Regions from separate parts of the Homo sapiens genome. Here region 1 is linked to region 2. A link is an interaction called in ENCODE POLR2A ChIA-PET data of the cell type or tissue named here. Cell type or tissue: Panc1. All regions are shown on one strand. Links, peaks and the distances in the headings refer to the core of each region. The heading gives the core; the rest is flanking DNA. Region 1 overlaps TEX41 (testis expressed 41). Region 2 overlaps QTMAN (queuosine-tRNA mannosyltransferase).

Region 1 (4,412 bases), core at 311-4,310, 760 kb before region 2:
GACTACTTAAAAACATGCTGCAATTTGCCTGAATTTTCAGTTATACATCTTATACAATTAACGTCTTAACTGGAATTACCATCATGTCTTAATATCAATTACTGTCTGATAGAAATGTTGGTTTTCTTTAAGGAAGGTGATCTTTCTTTAAGAGACTGGTGGAGAGGCACAGCAGAAGTTGGACTCTTAAGTTCATAGATCTCACTTGTTATAGACGGGAACAAATCGAATAGAGGAATTTGCATTGGAATAAGTAATGGGCACCTACTTCCTTGAGAAGAGATTAAAAGAAAACAAACAAAAAGGATTCTGAAAGAAAAATGTTAATATCCAGGGAAAACCTCTGTTCAGCTAGAAGTAACCTCATTTCTTGTGAATCCTATAGATGAGAGCATAGTATAATAAAGGGTCCCCTTAATTCCCTGGATATTTACTGAGCTATCTTATTATGCTAGGGCCTATTGGTAATTAAATTGTGTCTAAGTCTGTCCTTCTCCAATAGAAGACAACATCTTCTAAAAGAGAATAAGTTGATAACACTTTAAGAGAAGTACATGTGCCTCCTAGGATTCAGTTCAAGTATGGGAGATGGACAACTTTTGCAGATTCGTATGATTAAAATAAAATGGTTTATAAAGAGAACACCATGAGGACCATGTAGCTTAGTGCTCCAACCAGAAGTGTCTATTTTTAAGCTGTCAGTGAATTTCAAAGCAACACACATTTCTTGAAATACTACTATGTGTAACTTGCTGCACTAGGCCTTGTTTCAAAATGTTTGTCATTTTCTCAAATACCACATGCTTCCCTACTCAGGAATTTAAGATAACTTCTTAATGCTTAAAAAACTTAAGCTTAGCCCTAAATACTGTGTATTAAATGACTGCTTCTTGCCTCTGTGTATTTAACTATTATTATTTCACCCATGTGCTCCTACACACTAACCAAAGCAAATTATAGTCCTTCCAAATTGTTTGATAAGCTCTACCTCTATGCTTCAACTGCTGCAGTCCTCTACTTACCCTCACCCAAATAAGGCCTCTTATTATTTTCTTTTTTCTCCGCTAATCTTGTCCTCTAATATACTTCGAAACTGTGTTGCAAATATATGTCTACTATCCCAGTAGACATATATTGCTATCCTAGTAGACATATATTTGCAACATAGTTTTGAAGTATTAATTAAGCAAGACATAATTAACTCCAAGCCAATTCTGATTACTCTTTGATTGTGGATTTCATGTTTACCTATAGAATTATTTAATTTCATTGCTATAAAAGGCCCACAGATGTATATATGCCCATGATTATCATTACTTGGGGAAAAATCAGGGTCAAAACCTAGTTTCCCTGGCTCTCCATTTGTTTCCGTGCTACCTGTACCTATATCATATTTCGTACTTTTGATTAACCATAGGCTTGATAGTTCTCTCAAGCTGACTTATAGTGTACTTATTTCCTCACATATAAAATAGTAATTTTAGATGCATTTTTAAATAATATTAATAAGAACTATCATTTATTAGGAAATGTATATTAATACACTTGCATCTCAATCCAATGAAATAGGTACTATTACAACCATCATTATAATTTTACATATTAAGTTTCTGAGACAGAAAAGACTTAAATAACTTTTTCAAGGTAGCATGGTGACTACCTGAGATTCAAGCCCAGGTAGTCAAGCTCCAAAGCTTACGATCATAATTACCTTCCTGTAGAGGGATGTTTTGTGCACAAATAAACCAGAATTTATACACCCAAATGAGTGTACACTCTTTCAAATCAGTCATCTTAGGATATTACACATTTATGCCAATGATCGGGTATTTTTCCAGAATATTTTTAGACCTGAGGTTCTGGAATTTACATGAGCATATCTAGAGCACTCTTTGAAATATTCACAACAAGAGCAAATCCTTTTCCTATGAAGACAATTTCTGTTTTGGAACCAGTCAAAAGTCAGTTATTGCAGGGCTAAGTAAGATGGCTAAGTAAATTTTGTAAAACCATATCCAATAAAAAGTTTACTGGAGATATAAAATAATTAGACTATTTTGTGGGGAGTGAGTCATAAGCTTTCCATACTAAGGCAACAGTTCCCAAAACATCTTGAGTTAACATCCCATAATGCCTAAATAGACTCCCATAGCAAACATTCCCTTCCTAAGCATTTCCTTTTTTTTCTTCCAGCAACATGCTCTGTTTTCTCTTAGGGACACCGAGCTTGATGTGATCTGAGTGAAGCTCTTGCTAGGACCATGTGATGGGCATGCGACCAAGCACTAAGTGACTGACGCACTCATTCGATGGCCACAGTGACTGGTTCAGAGATGGACACATGACTAAAGCTTGTCCAACCAGAGTGAATCAGCCTTGGTACTCTTGTAAGCACTTTCAGACAAGAGATGCTGTTTTCACAGAACACGGAATTGTGAGGTAGTGAGATTATGGCTGGAAGCACCAGCTTGCTGCAAAATGGAACCTGTACATGAAATCATAACACAGAGACTAGCAAGGGCTAAGTAAGGGATTAAGAGATAGTAGGTCCTAGAAATTGGTTTGAACACCCGGATCAAAATAAAACTTGAAGCCAAATGTACTCCGGACTTTTTGGTTATGAGAGTAAATGGATTCCACTCTGTCACTTGCAGAAAGAGTTTTACTCATGTACATCTCCAGGTGACTACATAAAAAGATACTACTGATTGACTTAGTCTCTATAGTCACTCTATAGTCACTCCTAGGGCCTACAATATCATTGCTATCTATAGTGGGAATTTATTGTACTCTTATGATAATGCATTTCTGGCAAAATTTTAGACTGAGACATTCTATTTTACCCAAATACCTGAAAACATCTGACTCAGATGAATTTAATACCTGTGTCATATCCATGCAGCACTGTTCCCTTTATTCTATTAAGAGTGAGAATAACATAAGTGGGGGAAGGGGCAGAAAGCAAAATTTTATTCAAATAGTTATTTCTCTGAATTTTACACTCCAGCAAATGAAGCTCACATACAGGGATAGAGTAGTAATGCCTTTTTAAAAAATCTCTAAATTTTTAAGTGAGAGTTGTAATCAGAATACTCAAATATCACAATTGTTCTTTCTGAAAATCAATTTATCTGGCTAATCTGAGACATGTTAAGCATTATAATCTGATACTGATTTCATGGGTATGATTGGAAAGTCACTCATGATCCAGACTGACCTTTTGTATCTTTCAAGATAGAATTATACACAATGAGTCACGTTAAAGTCATACAAATCCAAATTAAATTATATTAAATAATATAAAATAAACTGGAATTATTATATTATGTAAAATATAATCTAAAATGTCAAAATAGCCAATATCTGTCAAAAAAGGCTAGATATATCATCAAATTCTCCCCAAAATTTACCAAATGTATACAAATGTACTACTGTTTCTTATTCATACTTAACTTGCATAGATTTCATCACCACCATTAGTGAAGAAAATTGCTGTGCCCTTGATATTTAAGCTACATTAATGTTAATTTTTATGCATCCATTAGAGTTGCACTAACAGAGTTTTTTTTTTTTCTGAATTTGATGTCCATTCCTTAGAAAGAATGCATTGGAAATCGTAGCTTTCAAATAAGGGACACATTGTGACCAAGGAACAAACCAATTTAACATGAATGGTTTAAAATTATTCTAATAAGCCTGATACTCTTTTAAATTGAGAATCAATATATATATCAAAGTACAAAGCAATGAGTAGGATTCTCAGCAAAAATAGCCAACTGACATAAGCATTTCTCCAAGAAACATCATTTTTCTTGCCATCAATTATTACATTCTTCTCAAGTCAAAAAACACACCACAGGTAATTTTGAACACTTTAAATGAGTAGATTAGCTTTCCTGTTATAATTAAAGGCTTTTGCTTATAGCCTCTGTGTTAAGATTATCAAACAACAACAACTGTCTTGTTTTCTAAGATTCAGAATTTTCCAGTTATGCAATTTGGATGCCAGCATACCAAACCTCAATTCTAGCGGTGGGTCCTGATTAGCCTGAACCCAGTAGTATAACTGAAACCACTCTCCCTGCTTCCCACAGGTAGAGCTCAGAAGTCACTGGAACCCATCTCAGCCATTCAAGGATGCAGACTTCTCTGCTCCCAGTGACCTGTTACTGGGGGCAGGTGTCTTGCTTGATTCAATCGGAGTAAACTTAAGATTTTTGGCCAGACACAGTGGCTCACGCCTGTAATCCCAGCACTTTGGGAGGCTGAGGCGGGTGGATCATGAGGTCAGGAGTTGGAGACCAGCCTGGCCAACATGGAGAAACGCTGTCTCTACTAAACATACAAAAAATTAGTCAGGTGTGGTGGCACGCACCTGTAATGCCAGCTACTCAGGAAGCTGAGGCAGGAGA
Region 2 (4,412 bases), core at 153-4,152:
TCACTTTCATGGGTTATATTAATCAGACTATGAAAGCTGCCATTTTCTGTTATGTAAATTTTGACAAAAGAAAATATGATTTTCTGGAATTTCCCTTGTATAAAAGTATTTCTAGAAAAAAAGTTTCTTAGTTCAGGAAACATTAGTCTAGAACAAGCTTGTCTAGCCTTTGGCCCAGGACAGCTTTGAATGCGGCCCAACACAAATTCTTACATTTTCTAACTTTCTTAAAACATTATGAGATTTCTTTTTAAGCTCATCAGCTATTGTTATTGTTCGTGTATTTTATGTGTGGCCCAAGACAACTGTTTTTCCAACATGGCTGAGAGAAGCCAAAGATTGGACACCACTGGTCTAGAACATGCCTGTGATATTGTGTAAAATTTCATGTGATTGTATTTTAAGGCTTTTTAGTTTTGACAGTGGCCACCCATGAACAATGACTTTTAAATTTATGGAAGAGACACTATCAGAATAAATGACAGATTAGAATTTGGCCCAAAGAGGTATTTTGCTTGGATACTGCAATTGTTTAAACTTTTTTTTAAATTAATGCTTTTAGACAGATAGACATTCTTCATTTTGGTCACAAATACTACTGGTCACCATTATTTTATAACAGCCTACTTTTCACATTTATGTTGCTTAACTGGCCCATTTAGGCCTTTGTGTTTGTAGCCCCTGGCTTAGAATCTGCCCCACAAAAATGAATCTTTAACTGATCTTTAATAAAATATTTTAAATTGTATATATACATAAAAGAGTTTACCAAAAGAATAATAATCACTTGTGTTTGAAAGAAACAACATACTATGGTAGGAGAATCAGCAGTCCTGGGTTTTAATCTCAGCTCTGCCATTAATTATTTGGCCTGAAAAAAATCACTTTGGAGTATTAGTATTAACTTTTGAGTATGTAATATTATTTTTTTCATTTGTAACTGAAGGTTTATGATTTATCTGTTCCTAAGTTTTATGATGTCATGAACAAAGAATTAACATCAAGATCAAGATTTAAGGAATTTGTCATGTCTCTCATTCAACTTTGTCAGCTCATTCACTGCTTCATTTAACTTAACTTTTTCCTAGGCTTATTTGTACATCTCCTTGAATTAAAATATATATATATTCAACTTTAATTTTTAGAGCTAGAGATTTTTGGGGAATAAGTGTTAACAGTGCTTCTATCTTCAGAGTCACTCTAATATGACTTCTTATTTGTTCAGATTTCCTTTTTCAGCCTCAGCCCTTCATGATTATTTGCCTTTTCAAAGAGAAGGCATTTGACTGTCATGTTAGCTATCTCTCTCTACAGGACATGGGACATAGGACATGTATGTATACTATATACTCATGATATTACTGTAGAACTCACACAGAATACTCAGTTCTACAGGAGGGCAGTATTCACTAAAGAAGTTCAGTAGAAGGCTGAGCACGGTGGCTCACGCCTGTAATCCCAATACTTTGGGAATCCGAGGCGGGCGGATCACCTGGGGTCAGGAGTTCGAGACCAGCCTGGCCAACATGGTGAAACCCTGCCTGTACTAAAAATACCAAAAATTAGCCGGGCGTAGTGGTGGGCACCTGTAATCCCAGCTACTGAGGAGGCTGAGATAGGAGAATCGTTTGAACCTGGGAGGTGGAAGTTGCAGTGAGTCGAGCTTGTGTCATTGCACTCTAGCCTGCGCAACAAGAGTGAAACTCCATCTCAAAAAAAAAAAAAAAGTACAGTACAGAGAAGTGGGTTTAATTCTTGCTTAGCAAATTCTGACATAGATCTAAGGGGATGTTAAAGATTTTGGTAAATAGAGATGAAATGGAAGAGCACTGTAGGAAAAGGAAGTATTGTGAACAAAAGTTCACAGGAAAAATAGAGAAATGTTTGGAAACTTTAAAAGCTTAGTTTAGCATGAACATATTCTGAGTTAGGAGGAGTTATGGGAGATCAGGTTGAGTGACAGACAAATTTTTTTCTAGTTCATATGCATTCTTAAATTCAAGATTAAGAATTTGTAGAGCTTTTACTATAGGTGATGGGCAGCATTGGAAAGCTCTGTTGCTCTGGACTCTTTTGTGCGATACAAACTCAATTCAAAATCACATAAACATGAAAGCAAATGTAATTGAGTCGTGTAACTGAAAGTTTTAGGGTGGTTGGCTATTGGCAAGCTGGATCCCGAGATGTCATTTGTTCTCCTGCGTCCTTGACTCTTCTTTCCTGTGTTTTGGCTGTATGCTGGAACAGGCTCTTACCATATGGATCACTCCCAGAGCTAAGCTTATATTCCACCAGCTTAGTTGCATTATCTGCGAGTACCTCTTTTTTCAGAAGCTCTAACAAAGTCTTGAGATGAACCAACTGTACCTTTTTGTATCATGTGGCCTTTGGACTTGTTAATGAAGCAAAAGGCATCTGATATCATGTTTGGCAAGGCCTATATTACATCATCACTTTGGAATCAGGAAGTGGAGTCAACCCCATTCAAACCACGTGAATTGAGTACAAGAGAGCAAAAGGAAAATTACATTACATTGCTGGTATTTTGTTTTTTTTTTTTAAACAAAGTCTTGCTCTATTGGAGTATAGTAGTACAGTCATAGCTCACTGCAGTCTTGAACTCCTCAGCTCAAATGATCCTCCCACCTCAGCCTCCCGTACTAGCTAGTACAGGTGTGTGCAACCATGCCCAGATACTTTTTAGTTTTATTTTGCAGAGACAGTGTCTTGCTGTGTTGCCCAGATTGGCCTTGAACTCTTAGCCTCAAGTTATCCTCCCACCTTGGCCTCCTGAAGTTCAGGAATTACAGGCATGAGCCACTGTGTGTGACCCATTGCTGGGATTTAAATAAGGGGAAATGATGCTTTTTCAGACAAAAACACCAACGAGTGCTATAATAGAACATGAGAGTGAGGCAAGGAAAACTGGATAGGATGATTATTACAGCAGTATTGGATGGAGACTATTGATGAGTATAGGAGATGATCATTGGATTCTAAATATCTAATAGAAAAATAGTGAGATTCTAAATGAGAACATTAATAGTAGGAATGGAAGGCAGGAAAGGAACTAGCAATATGGATGAAAGTTGTGTTATTTGCTTTTTACTAGTTAAGAAATTTGTCTGGAACGGAACTGAAATTTAACTTTGTCCTATCTATGTGAAAAGGATTTGGGATATAAATTAATTTAGTCAAAATTACAGAGGTCACAATTAAACTACTTTAGTGGTTATAATTATTTTAAAAACTAGATAATGCTAATAATAAATTTTTCATATTTACTCATTACATTGGCTCAGTAAGTTTGTTTTGGCAGCATTTTAAGTTACTCCATGCACGTAAATGTTCTAAAATTTTTCTTTAAAAATCTAATGTAATACTGCTTTCTTCCACTTAAATACAATTACATATATACATATACACACATACATATATCTACATATATATATATATACACACACACACACACACACACACAAATATACAGTCATGTGCCACATAACATTTTGGTCAACGATAGATTGCATGTGCAATGGTGGTCCCATAAGATTATAATTGCCTGTTTTTACTACAGAATTTACCTTTTCTGTGCTTAGATACACAAATACCATTGTGTTATAGTTGCCTACGATATTAAATACAGTAACATGCTGTACAGATTTGTAACCTAGGAGCAATAGGCTATGCAAATATAGCATGGGGGTGTAGTAGGCTATACTGTCTAGATTTGGGTAAGTACACTCTGTGATGCTCACACAATAAGAAAATTGCCTAATGGCACCTTTCTCAGAAGGTATCATCATCAAGCAATGTATGACTGTATATATAAATACACACAATCAATAAGTGATCCATTATTTGGCATTAACTTGTCAAACTTATCACTATCCCCCCTGCCAAAAAGTAAAGTATTAAGTGCATCTGTAGAGTTCATGTATTATGCTAGATCTCAGAGTGAAAATGAATGAGTAAAGTTTCTGCTCGTCACTATACTTGATATATAGTTCAGAAAAGCCAGTTTCCTCCTCAGTGATCTGGAATAGCAGGCATACATTTGATGAACACTCATTACGTGCTAGGCACAAATGATATAAAGGTGAATAAGGCAATATGCTTTAGGAAGTAAATGTCTTCTTTTGAATATAGTTTCGAGGTTTTTTTGTTTGTTGACTTTGGTACCATTTGAACAATGTTCACTTGAGTCAGCATTCTGAAAGGGTCATTTACTAATATGTTTCTAAGAAAATTTCCCATACTTGGTAACCTATCTTTCACTATAGTAGGGATCTAAAATGTAGGGCATGGGGGGATTTTAGCTCATAGTTTCTCTGTATATCCAGTATTGATACAGATATTTATTTGTATTCAGACTGTTTTGGTGGTTCCAAGATTTTTATAAAATTAAAGTA

The links. ChIA-PET counts read pairs that join two places held together with the same protein. Peaks named below come from ENCODE experiments on the same cell type or tissue, not always from the same donor. Only the 100,000 strongest peaks of a DNase experiment are listed, where the experiment ranks them.
Region 1: POLR2A ChIA-PET joins it to region 2 with 8 read pairs; 2 of 35 experiments call an interaction of 5 or more read pairs at or near these places.

Annotation. Positions count from the first base shown.
Region 1 is chr2:144,957,301-144,961,712 of GRCh38, reverse strand. The region is part of intron 3 of TEX41 (testis expressed 41); the gene reads right to left. Among named protein-coding and RNA genes, the nearest start is that of LINC01966, 78 kb to the right of the region's middle. In Panc1, for the core only: no CTCF peak of the experiment used is centred there; no DNase peak of the experiment used is centred there.
Region 2 is chr2:144,196,365-144,200,776 of GRCh38, reverse strand. All of the region lies in intron 4 of QTMAN (queuosine-tRNA mannosyltransferase), which reads left to right. Among named protein-coding and RNA genes, the nearest start is that of QTMAN, 130 kb to the left of the region's middle. In Panc1, for the core only: no CTCF peak of the experiment used is centred there; a DNase peak (open chromatin) is centred at 2,451.